Linked DNA regions of Mus musculus: regions 1, 3, 4, 5 and 6 are each linked to region 2. The links are chromatin loops, found by intact Hi-C in ENCODE. Cell type or tissue: gastrocnemius. All regions are shown on one strand. Links, peaks and the distances in the headings refer to the core of each region. The heading gives the core; the rest is flanking DNA. Region 1 has its middle 49 kb from the start of Gm22434. Region 2 holds the start of Prrx1 (paired related homeobox 1). Region 3 has its middle 53 kb from the start of Gm20471. Region 4 overlaps Gorab (golgin, RAB6-interacting). Region 5 holds the start of Gorab (golgin, RAB6-interacting). Region 6 has its middle 32 kb from the start of Gm22434.

Region 1 (4,992 bases), core at 415-4,414, 140 kb before region 2:
GTTGAACATGGAAAATTAATGCAAAGATAGTGTGGAGGCAGAAAGGACTAGGCATGTAGCTGGGATGAATAAGTGGAGTCTTATGTTGAGTGATGTGGAAAAGAATGGAAGGTTTTTCACAGAAGAGTAACATCATCTCATATATCTTACAGAGTCATCCTGGCCAATTGTTACTAGCAGTGCTGATTATTCTTGTCATGTACATGACCATCAGCCTAAAAGGTCTGACCAGGATCTCTCATGGTTGTGAGGGACTTGGTCTCTACAAGGGGAAATTTACTTGGATGGATGGTGGTAAAGCCATATTCTTCAATTTAGCCCAAAAGAAAGCAGCATGGTTGATAATAGATAAATTGTAGATAAGGTCTTTGGATTGATACATAAGATGCTGCTGAATATCTAACCTTAGGCTTGAGAATTCTCCTTTTAAAGTAGGCAGAATCAATTTTTCTTTTTAATTATCTGGAGTGTTTTAGTGGGCATACTAGTCTCCCAGTCTAGGCTTGGAGGATTACAACAAGTCAGAGACTGGAAAACAAAACCTTTTGTACCATTTGCTCCACGTGTGCTCAGTGTGGTGTGTGCATTATTTCATATTGTCATTCCAATAATCTCTGATTAGTGGTATTAAGTTAGCCCTATTTTTGAGAAAACAGGGTTTAAAAATAAACATAAATTGCCCAAAATTGTCCTGCTATTTCACGACAGATCAGAGCTTTCAACTCATGCCTGTCAAGTTTCAAAGTTTATCTCTTTTACCACACTGTTCCGACTTCTTCCTTTGACTACCTTGTGCTTACAATGGAAAATACAGCAATTAGTTTATCCTGTAGTTCACAAAGAAGGGATTATGGGTTCAACAAGATGACATGCTCACCTTCCAAACCTGTGGCCTCTAGAATTATTCCTAGAACACCTGCTTTTATTGTAGAGAGTGTAGCCAAGCAGAATGGGCATTAGTTACCCATAGCTATCCTCCTGACTATACAACAGCACAAGCATTTCTATAGTTCTTTGTAGTTACTGAATAATTTTTTGGACATAGTTATCTCATTTAAGTCTCAAGTAACTTCCAAAGATACCTAGTAACGCTATTTCCATTTTTTTTTTTTTTTGGTGGAAAGGAGACTCAGAAAAGCTAATTCAGTCCCTCTACAACAATAACTAAGTTTCAAAGAAGGGCATAGTTTTGATATTTGAAATATATCACTAGCCCACCCATCTCTCCAGATTTTATCTCTTATATGTTAAGCATTGTGATAGAGATTGAGAGCACACAGCAAGAATAATGCTAGTTTCAAGGGGCCTCCAGCCCATTGTAAATGCACCCAACTGGTGCTCCAATAGAGAACTTATAAAAGATGTCCTACTTAATAAAATAATTAAGACAGTAATAGTAAGCTTGACTCTTTACTAACCCCAGCTTTTGTCAATAGTAAGTAACTCTGTGTGTGTGTGTGTGTGTGTGTGTGTGTGTGTGTGGGTGTGTGATCTATGAAAAGTAAATATAACCAGGGCTGGAGAGATGATGGCTCAGCACTTAAGAGCTTGTGATGCTATTGCAGAGGATCAGAGTCCCAGAACCCATATTACGTGGCTTACAACTATCTGTTACTTCAACTATAAGGGGGTCCAATATGTCTGCCCTCCACAGACCCCTAAATGCATGTATGTGTACAGAGAGACAGACACATGATAAAAAATAAGATTAAAAAAAACGTTAAAAATATGTATGTATAATCAAGTTCTTTCTGAAGCCAAGAAAGAATGACTACTGTATGGACAGTTCAAGGTTTTAAGTATTTTCCCATAGTTTCCTCAAATGTCTTTTTCATTCTTGTGGCAAAGACACCAAGCCTGTCTATTTCCCTCTGTCCATTTCAGAAACTAATATTAGGCCCAAAGGAGAAAGCTCATATCCTTGATGAAGTAAGCAAAGGAAGATGCTAGAATTTTGAAAGACTGACAAAGAAGAGAGGCACAGCTTTCTGAGGGTTCTAATAAAAAAATCTCTATAGAGAAAAACTAATATTTTCATAAAAATCCCCTTTGGAAGCCAGCCAGCCAGGCCAGGTCAAGTCTAGCTTGGAAACAAGCCTTCTTGACTATTTTGGGATTTCTAAGAGGAAAGCCACAGGGATGGAGCACAGCTGGACAGGAGGAAGCCAAGAGTCTCATCAGCAAAGACCTCATCCTGACTTGTTTTGCAGGAGAAACAAAAGTGGGAAGGGCCTTTACTATCCCTCAGGGACATGTTGAATATTCAAAATATTAATTTTGGAATCCCAGTGCCTACATGTTGGAAACACACTGACTCGGAGCTGTAGTTGAGTGGACTGGCAGAGAGTTTCTCTGAGCCTTCTGAGGATGTCATTCCAAGTCCCATATTCCTTCATCAGAAAATCAAAAGAATTCAACAAACAAACCAGAAAAATAGCCAGATAGACTGCAACCTCCAGACACCATAAATGTCAAAACAAATTGTAGACCAGCCTTTGAGACCATCATAGGACTTTCAATAATTGCAAAAAGAATTGGACTTTCCACCAATCCTTTGCTGGAAGCAGAGATCTCACAGTTTCATCCTTGCAGCCAGAACAGTGAGATAACTCCTCACTGCTGGGGTTGCCCATTGAGCTATCTCTCTAACTCCTAGGTCTTGTTTTTAAATCCAATCTGCTAGTCTGTTCTTTGGATGAGTATTCTGAGCCATTGTTGAAAAGTGCATAAATTACCATTGTTTTGATGGCTTTTTAAGTGTTTGGTAGTCTCCATTTCCTCATTTGCCTAATTATTGCTTTAGTGTGGATTCTTTTCCATGGGCCTCACAAATGTGCCCATGTTTCTCTTGAGTTTAAAGAATTCCTTCAAGAAACTTTTCAATATTTCACATTGAAGTTTTACAGTATTTCCCTTTACTGAATTCTACTTTCATACACTGCATTGACTTCCAAGTAAAAATTATCTGGAATCAGCTTTTGGAAGTAAAGGATTATTGATTGTACTGTGTGCACTAAGGTATTTGTTACATATGAATAAGTTGAAAGGACAGATTCAAAGTAAGAGTGGTCATTAGAAACTGGATCAGAGAGAGAAAAATGGAGGTGGCAAAAGCAAATAGAGAGGGTAAAATGTGGACAAACGGGTGAGGAGGAAGAGCTCGATAAAGACAGAATGGGAAAGGAGAGGTAAAGGAGTCTTTTAGACAACTCACAATAACGCAGCTCTCAGAAGCTGAAACACAAAGACATTTGAAGTGGAAATTCCTGGTTTCTTTGGAGACTCAGTTGTGTCATGTGATGTTTTTCTGGAAACTGTCCTATGAGAGGATGTTTGTGCTGAAGCAGATATGTGATAGGATGTTCTGTTGAGAATAGGGATGTGGTGTTTTTCTGGAAGTAGCCTGAAAAGGGGGCATGTGATGCTTTGCTAAGTAAGAACAGATGTTTGAGAGAACATGTGATATTTGGAAAGGGTATAAATACAGCCCAACAGACAGTGGACAATGCTGTGTGGCATTGGTATGCCTTACCATTCTTTGCTGGTCATCATTGGGCTTTACTGATGCTGGTCTTTCCTGATGATGCTGTATGGTATTGGTTCGCATTGCCATTCTTTACTGGTCATTGTCAAGAATTCTTAGAGAGAAACGTGCCAAAGAACTTCAGGCCGTGTTCCAGCAGCTTCTTGCCACTTCTTTGGACTTTGGATGATTGGCAGAGCCTCTCGATTTCTTCTGGATCAACTGCCATTGCTGATTTGTGAATAGTGTTTGCAAGTGATTGAGCTGCCACTGCTGAACTGAACTGCTGATATCCTGACAATACAGATTGGATTAGCTCCAAAGAACTGTTTCTAAACAGGTCCCACACCCTTCTTTGTCCTATTGATCTTTCCTTTCTGCTACCTCTGGTGGGTGGTGGGCTAGAAGGGAGGTTGAAGTATTTAAGAACCTTTATTAAAAGAAAGTTTTGAAAAATATAAGCCATATAACCCCCAAACCAAGCCAGCCTATATTTTTTTTTGGAGGTAGGGGGAAGACTATTAAAAGAAAAATGTTAAAAATGAAGAGTATAGAAAGAAAGAAGGGAGAAGGAAAAAAAAAGCAATAAAGCAAACAGAAAGTATGAGAACACAGCAGGACAGAGCTGTCCTGCTAGATTTACACTGGTTAATTAATGAAGGAGTAATGAATGTAAAGTTGGGAGAGCACATAGGGCACAGTCTGATGAGGTCTCTTGTTTGCTTGCTGGTTCTCAGTGTTTGACTCTTAGTGTTCCCCACCCCTAGGCTCCGAGAAACAAGATCTGCCATGGACTGGACTCATGGACTGGACTCAATATCAACCCTCAGAGAATCAGGGTTCTGGTACTCAGGTGGGCAAGGAGTCGGCGGGGTGACAAACAGACATGAACACCAGAGAGTGTTGAATCTGAGTGTAATGTCTCAAAGTGAGCATCAGATTTATATTGCAGAAGAAAACAAGGAAGTTAAGTGATACATTAAGGTCATCTAAGGTAGACTGTGGTTACCTGATGCAAAATGACTCTTTACACAAGACAGAGAAATGCATACACAAAAGTTAACAGAAACCAGGCAGTGTTTACAACTGGGATAAAAATCAGTGTTTACAACTGGGATAAAAAGCAGCCCCACCTAAGGTCAGTTTATTCTTAGAAGCCAGGGGCAAGGGCTTTATGCCATTGCCATAGTTCCAATTCTAGTCTATTGTCTTATCCACCTTCTCCCTGGGCCTTTGTAAAGTCCTGTGTATGGGAGTGACTCAGCTGTTATTCTAAGTATTTACTCTAGTTCCTTCTTAGACAACAACTTTCCTTCTTCCTAGGCCATTGTAATTTCCTGTATATGGGAGTGACTCAGCTGTTATTCTACCTTTACTTTGTAGAACTAGCCCTGAGATTTCTAGCTCTTTTCTAGTAAATTGTAATGCCTGATTTCTCTCACTATCTCTGTCAACACTGGAGGTTTTTT
Region 2 (4,992 bases), core at 422-4,421:
GTGTATCCTTTACCTAGGCAAGCCTGATTACCTCCCTGGGTCCTCTCTCCATTGGCCTCTCTAGTCACTACAAATATGAGCTGGTGCAGAGTTCGCTGCAGATTCATGAGATCTTGTCCCCTTTTCTGGGGGACAATAGGTCCTCTGACCCCCCTTTCTGGAAACCTTAAAATCGGTCAGGGGATTTATATATGTGCTGTGACCTTGGTGATTCTAGTGTCAACCAGCTTCCGTACAGCCGCTCCAAATCAGCTCCTCAGTGGCTTCCTTTACCTGGCTTTTTCTATACTCAGTGGAAGACCATGACCATCCCGGAGCTCCCTTCTAGCCTTTCCTTAAAGAACAAACAAAACAAAATCCAGATGAACCAATAAAAACAGTACAGGGGTTCTGTCCCTTTCTAGCCCAGCACGGTTTCTAAAGTCGACTGCCACCCTGGGGTTCTGGCTTGCTGAGGCCAGTCTTGGTCCTGCTTTTCCTATGTACCAGCCTTTTGTGGAGCAAAGAGCAGTATTACCCTCTCTTTTCTGACCACCCTGGTCTTCAACACAGCAGTTTCTGCAATACTTGTTTTCTCTTGGCATCGTTTATGGGTTGTGGTGGTGGTGGTAGTATAAAGTTCTAACATTAGCTCTTCAAATAGTGATAACTTTTGAGATCAACAATGAGCCGTGTAGAAACTGTCTTGATAGAATCACAGAGTTCCAGGTACTATCTTCCTAGATATTGTTTTATATTTTGCCCCAGTGAAAATACTCATAGTATTTTGTAGTCCATTTTATTAGAGCTTCAGATACTGTATCCGTGTGATGCTGGCATGTATACCAGGATCAGCCTCCCTCAAACTCTACACAGAATAACTATAGCTCGGAACCTAGCCCTTACCCAGGCTTTGGGGACACTGATTCTTCCTGGGTGTGGTTTAGACTGGTATATATATATATAATTCAAATGGCTAGTTCATATCTCTTTATCCAGCTCATGTGGTGCTCAGTGAGCCCAATCCAGCGTTGACTGTCCCCAAGATACTGCCATCTGAACTACTTCAATCCTAGCAGACTGCAGAACTAGGAGCCACTGCCCTGATCACATAGGGCTCTCCTGTGGCTTCTGTGAGCTTGGTTCCCCCCACTGTGCCCAGGAACCCTTTCCAGCTGGCTCTGATGCCAGTTTGTTTTGAGTGCCTTAAAAATTATTTGGTAATCTAAGAGGGACAGTGCCTTGAGAGAATCGCAGAATGGCAGAGGGCCTTCGGAGCTCTAAAGGAGCGATCAGCACATAATGATAAGGAAAGAGGTCATTTTAGAATGTTCTGCCGGGTCCAGACTTTTGCAACTTCTCTGTACATCTGACTAGAGAATGAGCCCAGGTGACAAGTGTGTTATATACTAAGAGACCACGATATACACTTGCAGTCAGTCTTTTTGTAAAGGTGAAGTTAATAACTGAGATGTGACTAAGGCTGGGGAAGGCAGCTTGTTCATAGACTTTTCTGGAGGTCTAGGGGCCAACAGGCCGTGCTGCACAGGAACTTGGGCCTGCAACCCGCGATTCCCCTATGCAAATATGGTGTTAGACCAAGCCAGGCAGTCTCTGGATTTTGCTTCTAACGAAAATTCTCCTAGCTTCATCAAGGTTTAACTTAATAGGTGGGTTTTTAGCTCTATCTTAAACAAGGTAGAGATGACAGCAGAGGTCAGAGAGCAAGCCTGGGCGACAAGAATTGTGTGTTCCCGCGCTGCCCTTAGTCTTTTCCAGGCTTGGGTCATATGCACAGAGGGTATGCGACCTTAGTCCTGTCTTCCAGGTTCCTCTGAGCACAGTGCTTTCCCTTCAACCCCAGGGAAGACGCGCTCCCAAGCCTGCCCTGCATCTTTGTTCCCTGTTTTCTCTAACCGAGGTGGCTGTGTAGCCTGCGCTCTGGCCGGACCGGACCGCTCCTACCCTGGCGTGGACGCCCCGCCTGCCTGCGGGATTTCTGACCGCCGCTCCGCCCGAACTGGAGATGCAGCCCTGGCGGCTGGAGACAGTGGTGGCCGCAGAATCCCTGCATGGGATCCCCTGGCCTCCCAGCGTCCCTGGGCCTCCGGGTCTCTCTCCAGCGCCCGCTTGGCTTACAGCATTGGGGGAGCCCTCTTTTTCTCATCGGTCTTTCTGCGATCAGCAACCAGCCACTTTTCCCAGGACTCCTAACTTCTTAACGCCTTGTCTCCCCGAAACCGAAGCCTGGAACACGCTCCCGCCGCCCTCCCCGGGCCTCCACCCTGTGTCCCCAGCGCACACTCCCCGGAGCACGCGCCCTCACTCACTGTCCTGCTGAGGGGTGTCGCTGCCACTGGTCAGTCCCGGTGACTCCAGCAGGCTCCGGCCCGCCTCGCCCACACTTTCGTCTGCTTGTGCCGCCACCATGTCCCCGGCCTCCTCCAGGTCTAGCAGGTGACTGACGGAGAAGTTCTTTTTCGCCTGCAGGGTGTCGAGGTTGCCCGGGCTGTCCAAGCGGCCGCCCAGCGCCGGTTGCCGCTCCAGAACGTGCCCGTAGCTGGAGGTCATGGTCTCCCCTCCAATCCCACCCACCCCCCTCTTCCCGCTCGAATCAACACCAAACGCTGTGGGCGTGAGGGGGGAGAGGAGCCGAGTGGGGAAGAAAGAGGGGGGAGTGGAGAGAGAGAGAGAGAGAGAGAGAGAGAGAGAGAGAGAGAGAGAAACAGAGGGTGGGACCCCTTCTGAAGTGTAGAACTTTCGGGACAAGTAACTTTCCCTGCAGCCTCGGTTACTTCGCTAAAGCCAAGTCCAGCGCGGTCCAGAGAGATAATCCACACCAAAAAGTTCAAAAATAAAAACAAAACAAACAACCTATGCTTAGATCAAAAAGAAAAAAAATATCCCTTTCAACTCTTAAAAAGCGTCCACTCGCAGACACTAAAAATAATAATAAGGGGGAGCGAGGAAAGGGGAGGCCAGCGGGGCGGGGGAGTTAGGCAAACAGAAGAGAGAAGAAGGGGTGGAGAGAAGAATCAAAGTGGCTTTAAAAAAATTAGAGAAAGAGGTTAAAAAAAGTTATTCCCCCGGCAAGAGTTCAAGCGCCAACAGAAGAAGGCTTGTTCCAGCTTTAAAATGTCTTCAAGAAAGCGCGTTCCCCCTCTCTGCACTCCTGTGGATTCTCGGGAGTGACTAGAATTTCAGGAGAGTGATGTCTTGCAGATGTATTAGAGAGCAGGATTCTCACTTTACTCTTCGTAAGGAGGAAAAAAAAATAAGAAATAAAGAAGCGGGGCTTCAAGAGTCTGCAGAAGGGTGGCGGTCCCCCTTCCCTCCGCTCTCTCCCCCTTCTCCGTGCGGAGCTCCTTTTCCCTTCTCAGTTGGATCAAGAAGCTCTCTGGCACTTCAAAAGGCACAGGCTGGCATGGAGAGGAGGCTTTGTAGGGAATACAAGAAAATTGGAGACCCCTGGGAGGGCAGATCTCCACTTAATAGGAGCCTGTAATTACGTGGCAAAGCCTTTGTGCGGCGCCTGACGTTTTACAGACCCCCTTTCTCCATCACAATCTCCTACCTCCTTTTCCTCGGACCGAAAAAACAGTCTGATTAAGAAAACCCCTTTGCCAACATCAGAGCCAGAGAGAAAGGGAGAGGGAGGGAGCAAGAGAGGAGGAGGGAGGGAGGAAGGAGGGAGGGAGGGAAAAGGGAGGGAAGCTAAGGAGAGAGCCCCTTTGGATTTTTAAAATAAAGGTCTAATTATCATTCCCTTGCAGTAGTATCACAGAGAGAAAAGTGCCCGAAACCCGCAGTCACTTTAAAACGGGGCTGATTATTTTGTTTCAGCATTAACTCCTCCGGATTTGTTTGAGATCCTCTTGGAATATCTCATTTGCATGTTTTGATAACAGCTGAGGGCAAACTTGTTAGGAAAAGAAAAAAGAAAAAGGAACAGGGAAAAGATGCACATCTATAACAGTCAAATCTGCGGCTGCACCGCCCCCCAGTAACTTTTCCTGCAGCTTTGTTTTGGCGGAGAGCGCAGGGAGAGTCTGAGACTGAACGGCAAAAAAGAGCAAGCCTATTAAAGCTCGTTTGGCTCTGTAGAGACAGCCTATTAAATAATGTAATAAAATAACAAGAGCGATAATAACGGGAGGCTCTCTACGATCTAAAGACGGCTTGGGCAGATCCAGAAGTCTTCAGCTTCGAATGGATTCGAGACTTTCGCTGCCACCAGAAATCCCCAGGCTTCAGACAGTAGAAAATTTACATATTCATTAAACCAGAAGAAAGTCCGTCCTGATAATTCCCCTACCTTTGCCAATGTTCTAATTTCTTGCTCGTAGCCGAGGCTGCCCCAGATCAGAGCAGACAGGAACACTGGGGCTGAAGAAGTTGGGGGGAGCAGGAGGAGCTGGGGGTGGGGTGGGCTCTGTGCTAATCTGTATCCAGTTCGGTGAGGCCCTGGCAAACACAGAGACTGAGGAAGGTCGAAGTCTATGACCAGGCTTGACAGAGGGCAGAGCGGTGCTGGACGGTGTTTTCATGACCTGTTGGAATCTGGTAACAGCTTTAATAGTCTCATTAGGAATGAGTTACTATATGGCCAGTAAGTAAAATAGTATGTGCTTATTTGTGGCGTTTTATGTTCTTTAAACACACACATACATACGTTTCCCCTCGCTCCCCTGATTGCTAGATTTCCCCTTCTCCTGTAGCTATGAGATTGAATTGAAAAGAAGGAAGGGTCCCAGTGTGTATAAATGGTTTCTGTGCTCCAAACGGCCATAGTTAGCCCAGAACTTCCAGCCCTGATCTGGGAAAAGAACATTTGATGCCATCAAAGGGCTGTAGATTGAAACCAGATGTGCGCGCCTCGGTTCTTTCCATGCATTTAATTAAGGAGCCAGGATGGAGGAGACTTTTTCATCATTAGTCCACCCGCCGCCCCCTCCTTTTTCCACCCCTCGCCTCGCTCCAGCCACTCGTGCCGTGCCCCCGACCGGCAGCCCC
Region 3 (4,992 bases), core at 452-4,451, 86 kb before region 2:
TCTTCCCGAGGACATGTGTTTGATTCCCGGAATCCACATGGTGGCTCACTCACAACCATCTGTTACTCCAGTCCTGGGGGATGCAGTGCTCTCTTCTGACCTCTGAAGGCACCAGGTACACACATGACACATACATACATACATACATACATACATACATACATACATACAGCATTCAGGCGAAATGCCCAAACACATAAAATAATAGCATGAAATTTTAATTTAAAATAAATATTTCTTTTTTTTGTTTTGTTTTGTTTTTTGAGACAGGGTTTCTCTGTGTAGCCCTTGTTGTCCTGGAACTCACTCTGTAGACCAGGCTGGCCTCGAACTCAGAAATCGGCCTGCCTCTGCCTCCCAAGTGCTGGGATTAAAGGTGTGCGCCACCACGCCCAGCTTTTAAAATAAATATTTCTACCCAAACAAATGAGGTAATCTTATTTATTCTATTTGATCACTTTCAAGTCCAAACTCAACCTATATCAAATTAGATTTTAATTTATTTTTAATTTCTAGTATGGTTTGAATGAGAAATGGCCCCTGTATGCTCATGAATTTCAGCACTCGGTGTCTGCTAGATTGCTTTTGGTGAAGTCATGGAACCGCTAGGAAGTATAGCTTGTTAGAGAAGTATATTGCTGGGGTTGGGTGAGTCTTGAGACATGATAGACTCACTCTGTTTCCTGCTTCTTCTCTCTGCTTCCTGTGCGTGGATATAAATGTGAAGGCCCAGCCTATTATGCGTGGTTTCACCTTTGGGCAGGTAGTCCTGGTATGCACAAGAAAACAAGTGGAGCAAGCCTTGGTGAGCAAATCAGTAACCAGTTCTTCTATGCCTCTGCTTCAGGTCCTGCCTCCAGGCTCCTGCCCTGAATTCCATAGATGATGAACTGACAGCAAACTTCGGGAAGAAATAAACTCTCTCCTCCTCAAGTTACTTTCAGTCATAGTATTTGATCTCAGCAATAGAACCCTAAGATAACAGCTTTAAATTTTTCATTGTTTTATGTATATTACATTCTTTCTATTCTCTGTTGATGGACATGTAAGCTGATTTCATACGAACAGCATTATAACAAATTTGATGTACTATTTGATGGCTCACATATTTACTAAGTATGTTTCTTATTAGAATGGACAGTTCTGTTTATATTAAAATGTCCCCCCCTTTTTTTCTCAGGATTTTTGGCTTCAATAAACCATCATTTTTCAACCAAAATACTTGTTAAGCCTATAACTATGTGGGCACAATACTCAGATAAATTGGTGAACCTCATATGTCTGCAATACATTGACTTGGGGTCCTCTGGGCAAATAATCAAGTCATACAGATAGGTCGTATGGTAGATATATACAATAAAATTTTTAAAAGAAAGAGGAGACAGAGACGGGGGAATGCTCATGAAGGAGAAGCAAAGATGAGATATTAAGAAGTTGGGGAAAGAAAATAATAGAATACTTGTTACATGAAAGCAGAGAATAATCCAGGCACACAGAAAAGGGCAGTGGAAAAAGGAAGAATTATAATGAAGTATAGTGACATATATATATATATATATATATATATATATATATATATATATATATATATATATATACACATACACACACACACACACACACACACACACATTTACACATTTATTTCTTCCTTGTCCCTGAGCCTGCCAGAGACACATATTTACAGCCAGATTGTGACTCCAGTTTACCCATGTGCATCTATAGATATAACTTTAATTTTCTGTAACCTTATTTTTAATAATGGTTCTTAAATGCTTTAACCTCTCCTTTAGTCCAACACCCACTAGATGTAGTATGAAAGAAAGGATACAGGGGAAGTGGACCTCTTTGGAAATGTTCTTTGGAGCAACTCCTGTCTGTGTTGTCTGGAAATTGGCAGTTCAGTTCACAGGTTAGCATCAGCAACTCGATCTATTTGCAAACACTTCACAGATACACCATCAGTCCAGTTCCATAAAGTAGGGTTAGAAATAGTGGTGACATGACCTAAAAGAGATGGCCAGGCCTCAGCCTTGGCTTGAGTCAGCAGGAAGGACTGGGAGGAACGCCAGAAGTTCTTGGCTGTGCCTCTTGTCAGGTAAGTGAAGATCAAAGAAAACTCAACACCCATAAGCATTGCATAGCTCACTCTATAAGCAAGCCAAGCTCAGTCCCAGTCACTGTCCAATGAGTCCTATTTATACCCTCCAAACATCACATGTCCTCCTCCGGTCTTACCCAAGCGTGCACACCTGTCTCAATGATATCACTCTGTCAATCAGCCTGAGTCCAGAGAAGCAGCAAGAAACTGTATCACACCACCAGAAGCTTTTTGGTGTGTTTATTTCTAAGGAGTCTAGACAAATGCAGCTCAATTACGCAAAATGAGGCAGACCAATTCATGCATGTTGTTACCAAAGAAGCCATCACGTGTCCTTTCACATGCTTGCTTTAGCAGAACATCCTTTCTCCTGTGTCTCCTTCAGCCTAACATTCCTTCATGAGTCTCCCTTAGTCTTCCACCTGTGTTCACTTCAGAAAAACACTCTTTCAAGTGTTTGCCCCAGCAAAACACTATCCAGCTGACTTTCCAAAGAACCCTTAGGCTTCCACATCACATAGGCATCAGAAATGATTCATCCTCAAGCCCGAGGAAGAAACTGTTCACAGTCCCAGATCCTTTCTACTTTCCATCATGAGCACTATACTACCTGGGATTCCTTGGCTGTGTGTGACACATGACAGCTACAAAATGAAGTAGAGACCCATATAACTGTAATTATGACAACCAAAAATGTCTTAATGCATTGTCAAGTATTTCCTGAAGGGCAAAATCATCCTTAGCTCAGTGTCTGAGATAAGATGGAAAAGAGAGAAAAAGAGCTATCATTGAAAGGTAGTTGGGAAAGACGAAAGCAATGGCTGCATGTGATTTTCTTTGCCACCATTTTAGATCTTTATTTGGGAAAAATGGGAACAAGATGTATTAAATATATCCCTGAGTAAGCCTGCTCTCAGTGCCTCTTCCCAGAATCTTTTCTTTGTGCTGCACTGTGTATATCTGACTTGTTTTGAAGATCTCTCTGTACCAACTTCATTCGGCAATTTCATGAGTAATGATCAAAGATTGCCTTTGTCTATCCCAGTTCAGTCTCTTTATCTTACTATTCCTAACAAGTTTCCATAGTAACTCTTTCAGTATTCATGTGCATATATTTACTGTCCAGTTTCAATTCTTGAGGCAGGGCTTCTTATAGATCAGCTTGGCCATGAAGGCAACTCAGAGCCAAAGATGGTCTTACACTCCAGACCCTCCTGTCTCAAGCTTCCCAAGTGTTGGAATAACAGGCCTGTGATACCATTGGTCTAGTTTTAACTTATCTTGCGAAGGCCTTCATTCTACAACTGATGATAAGATCTTCTGGGTTGGAATAGGATTCCAATGAACCTTGGGTTCCCAGTAATCAAAACAATAAGTGTTAATGTGAGTATAGGACTTCATATTGTCTACCTGGCTTTGCTCTCACAATTCTGTAAAGTATGTATATTTAGAGAGGAAAATCTAAAGTGTTTTGGAGACATGCATTTGGTATCATAAACCCAATATCCTATGGCTCTAGCTGAGAACCTAGAACATGTTCCTTCCAATGTCTAAAAGAATGAGATAATAGCAATATTTTAAATTCCATGAAGCTTAATGATTATGAAGGTAGGGTGTTGAAGATCTTTAAAAGGTAGACCCTGCAACAGTCACCCAGGCACATGCTTCTGTAAGTCTCCCAATAAACTGTGCATGTGTAATAAAACAAAAAAGAATTATAAAGCTCTGTATACATTTTAATAAAGAAGAAATGGAGAGAAAATAAGTATTTTGGAAGTGAAACAGAGGAATACCAAAGATTGAGGTGATGAAGTGACAGATGAGGGAAAGAGTCTTTGTATCTCAATGCTAGGAACACAGTGATTGAGCTATACAGTAATGCAGTAAAGAAGGCTTAAGGGGTAGGCTAGTTTAATAGTGTGAATGCATATAGTTTTAATAATGCTGGAAGAATAGGAATTGAATTAAGCAGCAATGCAGTCAGGGAAGTCTAAGAGATAGGCTAGAAAAATTATGCAGCACAGTGCAAGGAGTATCTCTCTAAAGAGTTACAGGAAATAAATTAAAACAAAGGACAATGTGAAGTAGTAAAAGATAAAGCTATTTTAATATTTTTAAAAGATACTACAGATCTACCAAAAATTGAAGTACACAAAAGATTGCTTCCTAAGGTCTGTGATGTCAGCAGCCTCAGAAGCTGGCTAGGTTCCAAGTACCAGGCATGTTTTTCCTCCTGCTGTGTGGGTCTCAAGTCCAATTAGACAGCTGTTGGTTGCCAATTATATGTGAGTGCCACTAATGCACCTTTATGCAGATCTTCCCACGGTAAATGTCATGGCTCATAGGTACAGTAGCCCTGTGGATTGTGAAGGACTGCTTAACTCTTTCTCTCCCTTGGCAGCTTGCATAGTGTTTTCTGAAACAATGGAAACTAGAGGGCAGGAAAGAGACTTTCAAGTTAGATCCAGCTCAAGTCATGAGTGATGTGTCCTAAGTACATAGTATCATTAGCAATTGAGGCTCATCTCCAACCTCCAAGAGGCAACCAAGGACTCTGTGGATAATCTATATTGTTTGGGAATAACATGGACTACCCATGTCAACCCTTGGAATGTAGGCTTCTTGTGTCTGATACTGGGCTTTTTTTAGTCTATGGTTCTTCTGGGGAGCATTGTTAACTCAAGTGGCTTCGCTTCCTTTAATGTTTATACTATGAGCACACACACACACACACACACACACACACACACACACACACACATATATATATATATATATATATATATATATATATATTACACACGTACACATACATACATATATGTATAGACATTAATGTGTGTGTGTGTGTGTGTATGCTCCTAGTATAAACATTAAAGGAAGCGAAGCCA
Region 4 (4,992 bases), core at 548-4,547, 73 kb after region 2:
CTCACCTTCACTTCTCATGGTTCCATTGCTAGCTTGTCCTGGCTTACGCCATTACTGCCCCTTGCTAGCTTGTCCTGGCTTACGCCATTACTGCCCCTTGCTAGCTTGTCCTGGCTTACGCCATTACTGCCCCTTGCTAGCTTGTCCTGGCTTACGCCATTACTGCCCCTTGCTAGCTTGTCCTGGCTTACGCCATTACTGCCCCTTGCTAGCTTGTCCTGGCTTACGCCATTACTGCCCCTTGGTTTGACAACTGTACTGAGCTCCTACACTCCTGTTATTATTTCCCTTCCAGGAAGATACCTTCAACATTTTATCATAACAGTGTCTTTATTTCTTCCAGTAGTTGATGAGGATTTGTACTGGCTACCCTAGTGGATTGTCTAACTTTCAATACATGATACCTACCTACCCCCACTTCTTTGTACTCTTACTTTGGTAACGAGACTGAAAAAAAAAATCTTCCAATCTGACTCATTGTTTAACATGGATATTTTGTTTTTAGTGGTAAAAGTCAAGTAAAATAATGTAGTAGTTCTTAGTCACAACGCCCAAACAACTGGATGGAATATCTAAAAGTAGAATTATCCATGTTTAATATTCTAGCCACTTACTTTGCTTTCCTTAAAGATACTGTGCATCGGAGTATAAGATGTTAATCATATTCTGTTAATTAGACCATAAGCTTAGTGAAGAGGGGCACAGACCATACACATCTGTATGAGTTGTTACATGCAGCTGCTTGATCCACTGCAGAGATGACATTGCATTTTGGAGACAGCTGCTTGGGATTAGGATCTTGCAAAAGTACTCTAACATTACGGTGAAGGTAGCCTGGGGCCCCCGCACACTCCACCCCATCTCTCCAGAGAACAGCACAAGTCAGGCCTGGGGTAGATCTATGCTGAGAGGAGGGATAATTACCCTGGACCAGCTTGGCCTCGGGTCGCAGCTAGCAGACTGAGTTATATCTATCAGGGCTTTTTAAAATGCTGACTTGGCTCCTTAGAAATACAAAACCTCAAACATCATTTCTAAAGGTCACTGGGAATGGGCTGGGTCAGAATAACTTGAGTCAGTTCTGGGCCAATACTATGAAAGAGGAAGTGGCTGAGCAGTTAGATAAGCTCCTGCAGAGTACTACATTGCTAACTCCAAACAAAGAAGAGGGCTTTAGAGCTGAGTTTCTACTCTGTAAGTCAAATGCCCATCAAGCAATGAAGTCTGCTCCCTTAATCGCAATCAGAGATCTTTATCATGACTTGCAAATCAGCTGTGCTCTCCTGAGAACAGATTTGCCACCTGTAAGCACTGTAATTCAGCAAAATTATGCAGAGGTGAAATTTTTGAGAAAAAAAAAAAAAAAAAAAAAGGTTATTTTCAACACAAGAACCATCCTTACAGGAACTCTGCTTCTCTGAAGCCCATAGAAACAGCCCGTTTAAAACAGACAAACAAACAGAAACAGTTACAGGGAATCGAGTTTTAAAAGAACTCTTTAAATTCAAATTCAAAACAGGATTGTGCTCTTCAGTAAGTGCAGTTTACAACTCTCTGGTAAACACTACCTGCTAACAGGGACAAGCAGGATGATGGTTAGTAATTTGGGCCTAATTCCCTTCACAAAAATGGACTTGTTTTAATCGACCGAAGCTGACGAGGCACAGTTTAAAGGATGTGTTCCAGGGCTATCCTGGGGAAGTCAGTGCACATGGTCCTCACATCAGGACCCTCCAGTTCTCACCCATTTGCTCTGGAGCCTTACACACATGGGCTGCAGCTGCCTTTGTATAAAACTGTTGCAATATAATTCTGTCACTTATATCATCACCTGAGCATTTAGATACCACCCGAGGAAAGCTGGTGAGACAATGCTTTGTCAAAATAATGGCTTCAGTGGAACTTTCATAGCACACATTTGAAAGCATCAACACACACACACACACACACACACACACACACACACACACGGGGAGGGGAGGGACTAGTTAGAAAACAAAATTGTTAGTAGATGGATGCGGTGAATTTTATGGGTTGAAATAGGCAGAAACTGTAACAGAAGTACAGAACTCTGCTAGGTGCAGTAGACAGTACAATTCTTCTGGGATTCTCTGGGATTCTGGGATTCCATACACATGCTATTTAACACAGATTAAATGGTGTGAAAGACCATATTAAATGACAGACCATACTGTAAACTTATCAGACTTGTTTATTCCTTAGAAAAATAAGACTGTATTGGGCAATGAAGTTTTAAATTTGTATGCGTCTCATTCATAAATAAAAACAACACTATGGAAATAAATGCTTGTGTTTAGAAATCAGTAATGGACAATTATACTTGTGGCTCAGATCATAGAAAAAAATACAAAGCATCCTTACTATCAGAAGATGTCTTAGACAATAGTCTAAAAATAGGACATCCCTAACGTTTCTACAATGTATTATGGAAACAGCTGTCTTTATCTCCTTTAAAATACAGCTCCTTTTTTATGAATGAAACACATTTTTCATTTTTTGTGATTTCTGAGAAATCGATAATTTAAGGTAATATTTGTGGCAAAACTAAGACATTTATACACATTCAAATCTAGCACAATGCACCAGTCAAGTTTTTGGGAACAGGTGATTGACAAACTATGAAAGCAATTAGAAAATGAGTGCTTTAACGATTTCAATGCTTCATGACAGAAGAAGCAATACCTGACATATAAATATCCACATTACAGAGCTTCAGCGAGAGAATACATCATTGTTGGATAATCAATGAGACTTGCCACTCTCAGAGTCACTTTAGAAACATTTTCATTGTCTAAAGTTTCCCTGTCCACTCATTAAGGAAAACAGAAGAAAGTAAAGGTAAAGCCACACATTCACAGCTTATCTATGGATGTGGATCAACTAGCCACAATTCAGGTGGGAACGAGAAACCATTTACTGACAAAGTAAAGGGAAAATAATGTTGGCTTAGGTTGTCTTCCAACTTGTGTCTACTCACTCTAGTAGCATCCGGGTAGGTAAGTTAACCCGTTTTTTCTCTCCTTCTCTCTGTATATAAGAATTGTTGTCTTTTTAATGACTACATAGAAGGCCACAAAGTCTCAGTGTTCTCTCACAAGTTAAGTTTGGCCAAGGACTAAGAAGTCATGTAGTTTTTCTTCTACCACTGTGCTTGGTTTGTAGTGTTTAAGGTCAAACCCAGTTCTCTCACAAGTTAAGTTTGGCCAAGGGCTAAGAAGCCATGTAGTTTTTCTTCTACCACTGTGCTTGTAGTGTTGAAGGTCAAACCCAGGGCCCCGAGCACTCCCACCCTGTGAGTCACCTATTCTAACTCAGTGACAAGGCTTGAAGGAACCCCAACTTCGAGGGGTCAACACTCCCTGGATAGGAAACAGTCACTACTTCTGACTTTGGAATGATCTGACATGCTAACATACTATCACTAAGCATTGATTCAAACACAAATGAGTTGAAAGAAGTTTGATCAGAGACAAGCTATAATTTACCGCAGAGATATTAACTGAAAAAACACTGGCCGCTCATGTGGCCACAGCAGCTGAAAAGTTCTTGGCTCCTGGATCTGGGCAGTCTAGTCTATGGGGAGAGCTACTGCAACATTTGCCTGGCTTGTCTGTCTCTGGGGAAGGAGCTTGCTTTTGAGGCTCATTGTTCTCTTCAGCCAGTTCTGAAGACACACTCTCGCCATCAGGCGGACACAGCCTCTCTACAGAAGCCATTTGTTTGGCTGCCTCTGCTTCCTGTTCCCGAAGCAACTGTTCAACCTCCACCTCGAGTTGCAAAGCCTCCTCATCAGCCTGCACGTCCAGCTGCTGCATCAGCTCCTCCAGCTTCTTGGCCTTTCGGAGCTCGTTCTGCTGGATGATGGTGCAGAGGTGTTCGGTGAGCTGCTCTTTCGTCTCGGTTTTGCGCTGTAAATCCAGCTTTGCTGTAATGTACTCAGCTTCAGCTCTATCAAAGCGCTTCCTATAAGGACAGACAAGCATCAGTTCATCCATTCTCAGTTATGAAGCTTCCCCAGGGTCTGAAACAAACTCAAAATGCGAAATGCAATGCAATGACGCTATAGAAGTGATACTTTAACAATTGCCAACACCACCTAGGGAAAGCTAGGCTAGAAGGCTACTATTACAACATTATTATTTGAAATAAATTTACTGCCAATGATTCTGCTATACTTGAGTGACAGCAGGCCAAAAGAGTTCATTTGATGTAGGTTAGACATCTTCTAGGGAGATGAGGAAAGCAGAGAGCTCAGCTCTGTGGCACTTGCCAGGCAATACTATAAACACTGCCACTCTGGCTAATTTCAAGATACTTGTGTGACACCACTGAAAACCCAGAGCCTGCTCACAGGAGCTAGCACAAGACAGCTAATACAAGTTACTCAAAATACAAGGTTGGTTAAATTCATGAGTCAAACCAAGAGGTGAAGAAAATAGGAAATTCATGTCTCTTAATAATGGTCTGAGAGAGAAATATTTAATAAGAAGTGAACACAAAGAGCATGGTCAACTAAATGATACCAAGTAGAGCGAGAAGTGAATACAAAGAATAGAAACCGCAAGGCCAGGGTCAGTTAGGCAGGGCTCCTTAGAGTCCACACTGATAATTTGGACCACAGAATTCTCTTATGAGGAGCTGTCTCACTGGTTGTAGGATGCTGAACAGCATTGCTGTGTTATCCATTAGTACCACCATACATTAAGCTATAACACCCAAAACATCTCTTTAGACATTGCCAACATCACAAGTACTCGTAGTTGAAAATCTCTAGGCTAAATTCCATATAACAAACAACAGACTACTGTTACATATAAAAGACTTTTATAGGCTGAGACAACAGCTCAATGGCAGAGTACTTGCTTAACATATACAAGGAGCAAAAGGGAAGAGAAGGGGAGGAGAAAGGAGGGGAGAGAAGGGGAGGGGAGAGGAGGGGAGGAGAGGGGAGGGGAGAAAAGGAACTCCATT
Region 5 (4,992 bases), core at 479-4,478, 92 kb after region 2:
TTCATGTAATTTATACAAATTCATTATTAATGAATGTGACTAGCGATTAATAGAGTCCCACCAATAGATCTAACACATATTATGTATCCTCTCATCTGCTAGCAAACAACTCGTTTGTCTCTAACTTTTGGATATTATAAACAAGGTGGCTAAGAACATTCTTGACTGCACATGCATTTATGCATTCGAGTGTCTCAAAAGCACCCTGTACTTATTTTGGCTGGCAACAGATCCCATCTTCCTAGATTATTTAACTGCATTCTTAACAGCTGCGAGGAGGACTCGATTTCTGCAGCTTTAAAAATGGGAAACCAAGGAGACTTGGTATTTTTGTTCTGATCACTGTGTTCCACTATGGCTACATAAAAACTGGAAGATACTTCTGTTCTTACAGATGTCATAGATGAGTGATTTTATACCCACAGTCTAGCGTTTCATGACCAAGTGACGGGCCTTAAAGTTTAGGTTCTCATCACCTTCTAACCAAATCCAAATTAAACAGTTAAAATATACTTTTTAGATAACAAACATATTGGAGTCCTACATTAAACCTTTGTCAAATCAAGCTAAAGCCAAGATTCAACCTCCATGAAATGTCCCCAGTGTCCATTAAATCCTCAGCGTGAACTTGCTCTATGGCTACCACCTTATTGTACTGTCTGTCTCATGAATCTACAAGGTCTCTAAGGGCAAAGATGTCCTGCTACTTTTGACATCTCTAAGGCAGACGTTGTGCTTCATGGCAGGTTAGCATTCCCCATGACAAGGACGGAAGAGGCCCCTGGACCAGACAACACACCTGATTCAAATACTGAGAACTGAGTCAGATCAGATCTAGGTGCCTGCATTTGTACATATAGGTATATGAATGGAGAATGAGTTACAGAAGGAAAGAACCTGAAAACAGCCAGCTGGACAGAATCAGTTGGAACACATCTGACATGATAATTCCATGACAGTACTAAGAAAGATCAGCCAGTCCAGTCTTCCCCACATTGACCCCATGTTAGTAATTTACTTCCTTCTGCACCTGTCAGTCCTAGATAATTCACATATCTAGGCTAAATATTCCAAGTACCCAAGACATATCCAGATATCTCACAAACTATAGACATGGAAGAATTTAATTTTATCCTTAAGGTACTTTTTAAAATGTTGCCAAGAGTGGCACAAAGTTCTCACAGAAGTGATGGGCATTTCCAAGCCTACCACAGACATTTTTGTGAAATTGCAATCACAGGTCAAGAGCATTTTACATCCTTTCCTACCAAGTACTGGAAAACTTAATAAATCAGAAGCAGCGTTATCGCAAGCCCATACAGTGATCTATAATTATTCCAGAAAGCCCCCCGCCCCATCCGGGGCAGCAGATTTCCACTGTCCCTGAAGGCAGAAGAGACAGACATGTAAGTGCACTGTGCATGTACACACAAATACACACACGCACTTCAAATCTAACCTCTCGAAAAGTCCTTTTAGTTTGCTGACTCCCAAGAACTGGAAAGAAATGCAAACTCATCTGGTAGCCAGAAGTAAAGGCAATGCGGATGGATCATAAATACCACTTCTTCTGCGTTGATTCACTCTCATGACACCTTTCCCAAATATCTGGTTTTATAAGTTCACAATTATGATGCTGTATATGCAGTATTAGTCTTCATTCACCCTGAACCCAAGTTTACAACCATTGGTTTGGGTTAAAAGCCTCCCTTAGGGGCCATTCAGGTGGTGGCTTCGCTTTCTCTTCCTAACCTCATTCCTTTTTACAGGAAAACATCAAATCATCAGAAAACAGATGCTAAAAGAGAAACCCCTGGGCCGTCCCTCTGGCCTCTGCAGCAAAGACACCTAGGGAATCCCACCACCCCTGTCCCCCAACTTGGAGTTCCAGCCCCCACGCCCCCTCGCCCACTAAGACGGCCTCCTGTCCTTCAGACTCGAGACTCCACACCCGCGCGCAAGTACACCTTACCTTTATTCTGCTTTAGTCTCCTCAGCTCTTCCTCAGAGAAGCCCGCCCAATCCTGAGCCATCCGCCTAGCCCTGGGCACCCAAAGAGTGCCCAAATCTCCGCGCGCAGACTGCCAACACAGCTCCACAGGCACATCCGGGTTCCTTCAGTGGCGCGGCGAACAGCCAATCAGCGTGCCGAACTGTGGCGCTAGGCCTCCCTCTGCATTCAGGGACCCGGTACCTGTGGGGCTGCCCCGAGCGATGCCTGAAAGCCTGACTCGGTGGACTACAAAAGCACGGCCTTCGCTTCCACTCACAGGCCTCTGCTACACGTTCCAGTTCTTCTTGCTTTATATCTTTGGGGGGAAGTGGGGGTTATGGGAATATGAGGAAGGGTTGAGGAAAACAGGTAGAGCGGCAGTGACAGAGGAGGCCTACAGGTCGGAACTGCCTGACTAGCTGGGCGGAGCCTGTATTGCCTGGGAGGTGGGCGGTACCGGAGCATCCTTGGCTTGTAGGTTCTAAGTCATGGAGAAACAGGGTGTAGGGTTGAGATTTAAGCATTGGCCAGTTCACTTCTAGACAATAACATCTAGCAGATTTCGATTTCTTGTTTCTATGATGAATGAGTCTAAGAACCTAATCCTTATGCCAAGATATTTTGCTGGTCTCCTCCTGCCTATAGAAGTCCCTCAACACACCACACTCAAGTCCTAAATGGTGATTTTTTTTTCTTTTGTCTAAAGCTATCTTCTTGAGCTTCCATTTCTCCGTTTTAAGCAGAGTTTAGAAAATTAGAAGATGCAAAGCTTGTCCATGTATGTGTAGGTCAGCGTTTTTTAAACCATTTCTTTTTTTCATTATTTTTACTAAAAACAACTGAAAACATTACATTGGCTACATTGAAAATTTTTTTAAAGAATATTAATTTTCGACTCGAGAGTCAATATTTTTAATCAAGTTGAAGTAAAGGAGTATACTGGAAAATAAAATATGACACCAGCAATTGAAATGAGCAGTTCAGTTATATAAGTATCAGAAAAAAGTTTGACATCTTTCTTGTAATCTTTGAACTTTGAAATGTAACAGGTTTTCCAAAATTCAAGGATGCCACACATGCTTATCTTAAAGATGAGTTTATTTTCAATATATTTGAAAGGCAAAATACCATCCAAAAGGATTAGTTTCGTTCAAGTTTTGAACATAGACTAAATGTGTAAACAGATATACATTAACTCCAGAATAGAATGTATTAGTCACAATCTGGTAGTGGATTCAGCTTGCCCTCTGCACACAATAACCATTTACTAGTGACTCAACAACAATTTTAAACCTACTTGTGTGCTTTCTGTTACATTTTATTTATACATTTTCTATAAGACAAGATTTATCACTAATCTTAATAGAGTCAGTAATTATGGTATTTTAAAAGGTTTTGCCTTGCTTGTGAATGCAAATCAAGGCACCAGCAAGAGATAATAAAAGCCAATAAAATACATCTGTATAAAATTATACTTTCCCCCTTGCAACATTCCAAATCTCCTATTTGTTGTTCTGTTGGCCCTTCCTCAAGGAGTTCACTTTTGTCAAATGCTGTAGGAGATACTGGTGGGAACTAAGCTCCAGAAGTCTTTGCTCTGTGGGAGTTCTTGGTTCTGAGTTGAGAGAGTATCTCAGTTGAGAGTTTTGCTGGAAGTCTCACTCACATTATACTAACTATATTTAAGGGGAAATTTTCCCCATTTGTGTAGTAAATTTGGATCCTACCACCATATACACAAAGGGTATTTACTGTTTTCTCACACACAAAAGGCTTCCTTATTCTCCAGAGCAGTAGGCTGTGTTTTTCTAATCTTTATATATTCTCTTCTTTTCAGGCTCTTTACTAGTTTGTTTTCAATTATATGTAAGAAACTCAAACTTGAGTAGTTAGCTTTTGTAGTATTCTCTTTTTATATTCTTTTAAGTTCCATGATGAACATTTTTGTGTTTAAATAAAAGTTTTATATATAATTCAGCATGTTCATGTGTTTATGAGAAGGTATCATCTATGACAATTTGGATTGTAATATATTCTCCAGTTGATTCTCCATTAGATGGTTGGTGTTTCATCTGGACTCAGATGTGGTGTCTCATCCCTATAGTTCCAGCACTCAAGAGGCTACAGCATGAGTTTGAAGCCAGTCTGAGTTACACAGTGAATTACAGATCAGCCTGGCTGCAATGTGAGACCCAGTACAATTTAGATAGATAGATAGATAGATAGATAGATAGATAGATAGATAGATAGATAGATGATATTTTTAAAAATCTAATTGTGTTTCTAGCATATTTATAAAATGGAGCTGCCTGGCTGCCTCAGGAGGTTGAGGTACTTGCTGTGGAAGTCTGGCATCATGAGTTCAATCCCTGGTACCCCACATAAGGGTGAATGGGGAGAAGTTAGTGCACAGAGTGGCACTCTGTCTTCCATCCAAATGCTGTTGTATCTGCACCCCACACACAATGGTCACTTTTACAACATGTGAAATAACTTCCGACTTCCCAGTTCCTTCATGACACTACGTCTTGGCCTCTGCCTCCTTCTATATTAAACTGTCTTTTTTCTCTCTCCTTAAACTCCAGTCAGACTGGATTTCCTCGGGTCTTTGGAATTCATACACCTTCTCCCTCCACTCTGCTGACCTAGCCAGAGCTTTCCCAGTCACGGTTCCTTAAGCTGTTCTCTTCCCCTTGTCCATTGACCCTTCCTGCTTAAGTTATGGTCCCCAAATCCACACAGGCTTTTTATGACCACACTACCTAAATATCATCCTCTTATTTCCTGTATTTTTTATGACTTTTACAGCACTGCGTGTAATATCTAGGCGGTTTGTATTTTACAGTTTTATTTTCTATCTTCCAGTTTGATAAGAGTTCCATGATATGAACCTTAACCTCTTCTTTACCCAGCATAGAACAGACTAACAGCTGCTAACAACTCAGTATGTATTGAAAGAACAAACCTTTCTGAACTTAACACTCATTTGTAACATTTCC
Region 6 (4,992 bases), core at 554-4,553, 160 kb before region 2:
CTCAAGGCACTCATATAATATTAAATATTGCCTTAGCATTTGCTGAATACACAGTTACCTCTTTCTTTGAATAAATAATTAATAATAAAACATAAAAAGGTAAAAATTCCTGGAGGCTTATTCTGTTTTGACGTATCTGTCTTTATTTGTCCTTTTTGTTATTGTTGTAATTTTGTTCTCATTGTGTTTTTTAAATTTTATTTTATTTTTAATTTATTTTTATACTCCATATTCCATTCCCCATCCCCCATCCACCCTCTGACTGCTCCACATACCACACCTCCTCCCTACCCCCCACCCCACCTGACCTCTAAACTCCCTGGTGCCTCCAGTTTCTTGAGGGTTAGGTGCATCATCTCTGAATGAACACAGACCCAGAAGTCCTCTGCTGTATGTGTGGTAGGGGACTCATATCAGCTGGTGTATGCTGTCTGTTTGGTGGTCCAGTGTTTGAAAGATCTCGGGAGTCCAGATTAATTGAGACTGCTGGTCTCCTATAGGATCACCCTTCTCCTCAGCTTCTATCAGTCTTCCCTAATTCAATAACAGGGATTGGCTGTTTCTGTCCATTGGTTGGGTGCAAATATCTGTCTATTCAGCTGCTTGTTGGGTCTTTCAGAGGGCAGTCTTGATAGATCCTTTTTTTTGTGAGCTCCCCATAGTCTCAGTAATAGTATCAGGCCTTGGGACCTCCCTGTGAACTGGATCCCACTTTGAGCCTTTTCCTGGGCCTTCTTTTCCTCAGGCTCCTCTACATTTCTATCCCTGCAATTCTTTCAGACAGGAACAATTATGGGTCAGAGATGTGACTGTGGGGTGGCAACCCCATCCCTCACTTGATGCCCTGTCTTCCTGCTGGAGGTGGGCTCTAAAAGTTCCCTTTTCCTACTGTCAAGCATTTCATCTAAGGTCTCTCCCTGTGAGTCCTGGGAGTCTCTCACTTCCCAGGTCTCTGGTGCATTCTGGAGACGCCCCCCCCCAACCTCCTATTTTCTGAGACTGCCTGTTTCCACTCTTTCTGCTGGCCCTCAGGGCTTCAGTCCTTTTCCCTCACCTAATACCAGATCAGGTTCCCCTCTTTCCCTCTCCCCCCTCCCCCATCCACTTTCCCTCTCATTGTGTTTTAACCAGCCTCTTTAAAATAAGTATTCTTCTCTTATTAGATAAATATTCTTTGAAGATTCCATACATGTATACAATGCAAGTTGACCATGTCCACCCCTACTACCTCCCTCAGTACCCCACAACACATCTCCCTCCCAACCTCATGTCTTTGTTCTTTAGCAACCCACTGAGTCCAGTTATTGCTGCCCATATGGACATGGGTGTGAGACTGTCCACAGAGGCAGGGACAACCTAGCAGCAGCCTTTCTCCCAAAGAAGTTTAAAGCTTCCTGCTTCAGCAGCTGTCAGCCAAAAGCTCCAAAGGTAGGGATGCATTCCCTAGACACTCTTACCCATGTGTGCCCCTCCCTCTTCTTTGCTGGAGTTGTGACTGGCTTGATCTTGTGCAGGTCTCGTGCACTAGCTGGTGTGAGTTTATGAGTGAGGCAGCCATGCAGAGTCTGGCAGACAGCATTGCATAGCTCTACTCTCCATCCTCTGGCTCTTGCTACTGCGTTTTCTACAATGATCCCTGCGCCTTAGATATGTGGGTGTATGGGGGGGTGTTGATATCAATGTATCTCATTCCTGAGCCTTATGTGTATGTGTGTGTGTGTATGTGTGTGTGTGTGTGTGTGTGTGTGTGTGTGTGTTAGGGGGCAGTGATATAGATGTGTCTCCTCTAGGACTGACTGCACACAAGCTCAGCACTTGGGCCATTTTTTAATCTCTTCTTCTATCTATGGGTAGAGACATGCATGTTTAGAAGACAGTTTGTATACTTATTTCTTTCAACCCTTTACTGTTTTTTTTTTTTTTTTTTTTGATTTTCTGACTTACAACCTCACAGTATGCATGTCTGGGGTCTCAATAATGCTGGCAGGCAATTCTAGACTGTCTCTCCAGCCTGAAGCCCAGCCAAAATTAACTGTCACTTGTTTGCTAGCAATGGGGGATAGCACCAGGTCCCTTACCTTTAGTGTAATTCATCAGTTAGCAGCCAAGTGCCATCTCGTGGAACACTGAACTATTTCCAGTTCTTAAGGCGTCTTCTCTATTAAGTACCATTTTCCAGAGGAACCACACATGTGGGGTAGAAAAAGTTGATCTCATAAAAGACAACATTACAATACTAATTGCCCTCAATCTGGCACTGCTGTACAATATAGTGATCATTGCTAACAGCAAGGTACTGCATATTCCAAAGTAGATCGATAGAGGATTTTAACATTCTCATCACAAACAGATGATAATGTTAGCTACGTGTGCAAATTATCCTGATTTAATCACTAAAATGATGTATATATGAGTCAACGAATCACATTGGACCTCATAACGATGTATATACATTTATAAAATTGTATTGTAAATAATTACTGCCATGCTGTGATAACAATCCAGTTGAGAATTAAATCGAACATAGTAAAATGATGGCGACTTTCATTCTTCCACGGGAGCTTGAAGGCTCTAGTGGGCAGAGGGCGCAATAGAACAAGGATCCTTTAAGGTCCGGGAAGAAAAGGGTTTTCAAACACAAACTTTCAAAGAGCTGGGAAGTAGGGTGGCATTTTTATCGGCTCGCTAAATAGCAGAGATGTTTTCCTTTTTTAATTCTTTATATGCTCTCAAACACTGCATCTACCAGAGGGGGCATACGAGTACCATAATAAAGGAAGCTACGAACTCCCTGGGTTTTTTTCTGTCCAAGGGGTGGCAGTGTTATCCCACAAATCCTTTTGGAAGTTGCACAGCTGTGCTGCCTTAGCTACACAGCTCTTGGTCTGGATTTAGTTTCAGGTGCCTTCACCTTTAGTCACACCTGTTTTTCCCATAATGGGACATGCTCTAGCGGTTTAGACATCTCTTTTCAGAGAACATTGTTTCTGAGAAGGGTATACAGTGGTTGAGCAATTCCATAGTAGGTCACTACTTTAGTAACTGATAAAAAATAATAAACTTTGTCCCAGTCAGGCGAGGGGAAAGGTCTTTATTTCAGCCTCATTTTTGTTAGTTAGCACTGAACTGTAATCCATACCACCTGAATTCATGAACCAATTAATTAATTTACATGCATTGAGGCGGTGGCGCTTCCAGAATCTGCATTTCCTACTTTTTATACAGAGCTAGAGAGGGGGGGAGAGAAGGAGAGAAGAAGGGAGGCAGAGATAGAAAAAATGAGATCCTATCTTTTCCCTTACTTAAAATATCTAATCATATATGTGTATGTATGTATGTATGTATGTATGTGTCCCAGTATTAATAATCTCAATCTGTGCTGCTATTTTCACAAGCTAATAGTTAAAAAGGAAGTCTACAATTCAGCAATTTCATTACTGAACTGTGTAACCAAAGGTACAGTCAATGGGCAAGATGTGAACGCAACTTAAGTGTCTATCAATAGATGAATAAATTTTAAAACATGGTATACATACACAATGGAACGCTATCCAGCCACAAAGGAGTAGAATTCCTTTGTTTGTAAAACATGGACAAACTTACTCAATATTGTTAAATGAGATAGACCAGAAGCAGAAGGACAAACAGGACACGATCTCACATTTGGAATATAAATTAAAGGTGATTTTATTAAAGTAACGGACTGAAGGTTGGTTGGCAGAGGCTGGGAAGGATGGGAACGGGAGCGAAGAGGGACCAGCTCAGTCAATGAATACAAAGTTAGTGAGACAGCTTAAATTCTGGTGTTTTACCACAAGACTTGATAGCTGTAAATTAGCAGTGAGGTATGATGAACTTCAAAATAGCAAAGGACACTTAGGATCTTCTCTCTACGAAGAAATTCTAGATAGATTCTACAAACTAATTGGACTCTGATTATTATACAATGTATAAATGAATTATATATCATGTCCAAACTCATAAACGTTAACAACTGCATAATGACTGAAGGTTTCCTAAAATACCGTTAAATTATGTTACGTCTGTGAGAATTTAGCATGTGCTAGACTCTCTTCTGATCATACTGGATTCTTGTAGCAGTTCTACAGAGTAAGCAGAATTACTCTGTCCATTTTATCATTGAGGAAATGGGGCACTTCAAGCAGCCATGTCGTAGCTCCCTGAGGATCTGAGTCGTGGCAGTGCGTCTGTCTGTGCGTGCAGTAACAGCCGAAACTGACAAGGAACTCACCAAGTACGCGTCTATGCCCTTTGTATACACTATAGCAGTTAATTTTCCTGCCGACACTTTGGACAAGGCATTAACTATTCCCTTTACGTTACTTGTGTTTCCCATAGGAGCTTAACTGCCTTTCTTGGAAAAATATAAATCCATTCACCTCTCCACTCCTTGAATATAAGCATGCAGATTTGTGCAAACACAAATTTATTAATTTAAGGCCAAGTAACTTCTAGAGCGCTGATAATTTGCTTTCATGAAACTATAGGGTAACTTTTCCCAGTTGCATTTCATCCAGCATTGTTGGAAATGTCAGAAACATGTGTTTTCAAAATCTTTATTACTTTCTCTTCAGAAAAAATACTTCAGCATAGAATGAGTGATCTAGTGACTAACTAGAATTTATGAATTTTTGTTCATCTTGACTTGTCAATATACCAAGACTTTATTTAAGTGGGGAAACACACTTATTAAAAACAGGGAAACACACACATACACCTTCCATCGCAAACTTTTAAAAGGCAGTCTTTGTATATCTGTAATAAAATGAAACAGAAAAATCATAAACTCCAGCCATCTATAGGTTTCCATGGCTATAAAAAAAACTGTAGACAATTTTAATGAAGAAAAAAAAATCTGTAGAGAGATGAGATTGACCAAAATAAATAAATAATTAAAAAAAAGATTGGAGTATGGTTTGTTAATTTTTTAAACCATGGGGTAAGCTAGCAAGGGCAAGAAAATTGAGTGAT

The links. Hi-C counts contacts between places; a loop is a spot of excess contacts. Peaks named below come from ENCODE experiments on the same cell type or tissue, not always from the same donor. Only the 100,000 strongest peaks of a DNase experiment are listed, where the experiment ranks them.
Region 1: a loop joins it to region 2, with 2.7 times the contacts of the local background. A loop is called at or near these places in 12 of 42 quality-filtered maps.
Region 3: a loop joins it to region 2, with 5 times the contacts of the local background. A loop is called at or near these places in 7 of 42 quality-filtered maps.
Region 4: it touches region 2 in a loop (2.0-fold over the local background); 5 of 42 quality-filtered maps call a loop at or near these places.
Region 5: a loop joins it to region 2, with 2.1 times the contacts of the local background. A loop is called at or near these places in 7 of 42 quality-filtered maps.
Region 6: it touches region 2 in a loop (4-fold over the local background); 12 of 42 quality-filtered maps call a loop at or near these places.

The regions. Positions count from the first base shown.
Region 1 is chr1:163,165,147-163,170,138 of GRCm38, forward strand. No RefSeq gene overlaps it. Among named protein-coding and RNA genes, the nearest start is that of Gm22434, 49 kb to the left of the region's middle. In gastrocnemius, for the core only: no CTCF peak of the experiment used is centred there; no DNase peak of the experiment used is centred there; H3K27ac peaks cover 1,427 bases.
Region 2 is chr1:163,310,086-163,315,077 of GRCm38, forward strand. Prrx1 (paired related homeobox 1) reads right to left here and starts at 3,565. Exons shown (of 4, transcript NM_011127.2): 1 at 2,310-3,565. The coding sequence starts at 2,550. In gastrocnemius, for the core only: CTCF peaks have their summits at 2,007 and 3,482; DNase peaks (open chromatin) are centred at 1,127, 1,972, 2,395, 3,473 and 2 more places; H3K4me3 peaks cover 4,000 bases; H3K27ac peaks cover 4,000 bases.
Region 3 is chr1:163,224,377-163,229,368 of GRCm38, forward strand. No RefSeq gene overlaps it. Among named protein-coding and RNA genes, the nearest start is that of Gm20471, 53 kb to the right of the region's middle. In gastrocnemius, for the core only: no CTCF peak of the experiment used is centred there; a DNase peak (open chromatin) is centred at 2,066; H3K27ac peaks cover 2,147 bases.
Region 4 is chr1:163,382,714-163,387,705 of GRCm38, forward strand. It overlaps Gorab (golgin, RAB6-interacting), which reads right to left. Exons shown (of 5, transcript NM_178883.6): 5 at 2,190-3,984. The coding sequence ends at 3,540. Among named protein-coding and RNA genes, the nearest start is that of Gm24940, 17 kb to the right of the region's middle. In gastrocnemius, for the core only: no CTCF peak of the experiment used is centred there; no DNase peak of the experiment used is centred there; H3K27ac peaks cover 592 bases.
Region 5 is chr1:163,401,551-163,406,542 of GRCm38, forward strand. Gorab (golgin, RAB6-interacting) reads right to left here and starts at 2,119. Exons shown (of 5, transcript NM_178883.6): 1 at 1,973-2,119. The coding sequence starts at 2,033. Gm24940 (a small nuclear RNA gene) reads left to right here and starts at 733; the gene lies at 733-852. In gastrocnemius, for the core only: no CTCF peak of the experiment used is centred there; DNase peaks (open chromatin) are centred at 2,129 and 2,409; H3K4me3 peaks cover 2,072 bases; H3K27ac peaks cover 1,479 bases.
Region 6 is chr1:163,147,845-163,152,836 of GRCm38, forward strand. No RefSeq gene overlaps it. Among named protein-coding and RNA genes, the nearest start is that of Gm22434, 32 kb to the left of the region's middle. In gastrocnemius, for the core only: a CTCF peak has its summit at 2,792; a DNase peak (open chromatin) is centred at 2,811; H3K4me3 peaks cover 430 bases; H3K27ac peaks cover 213 bases.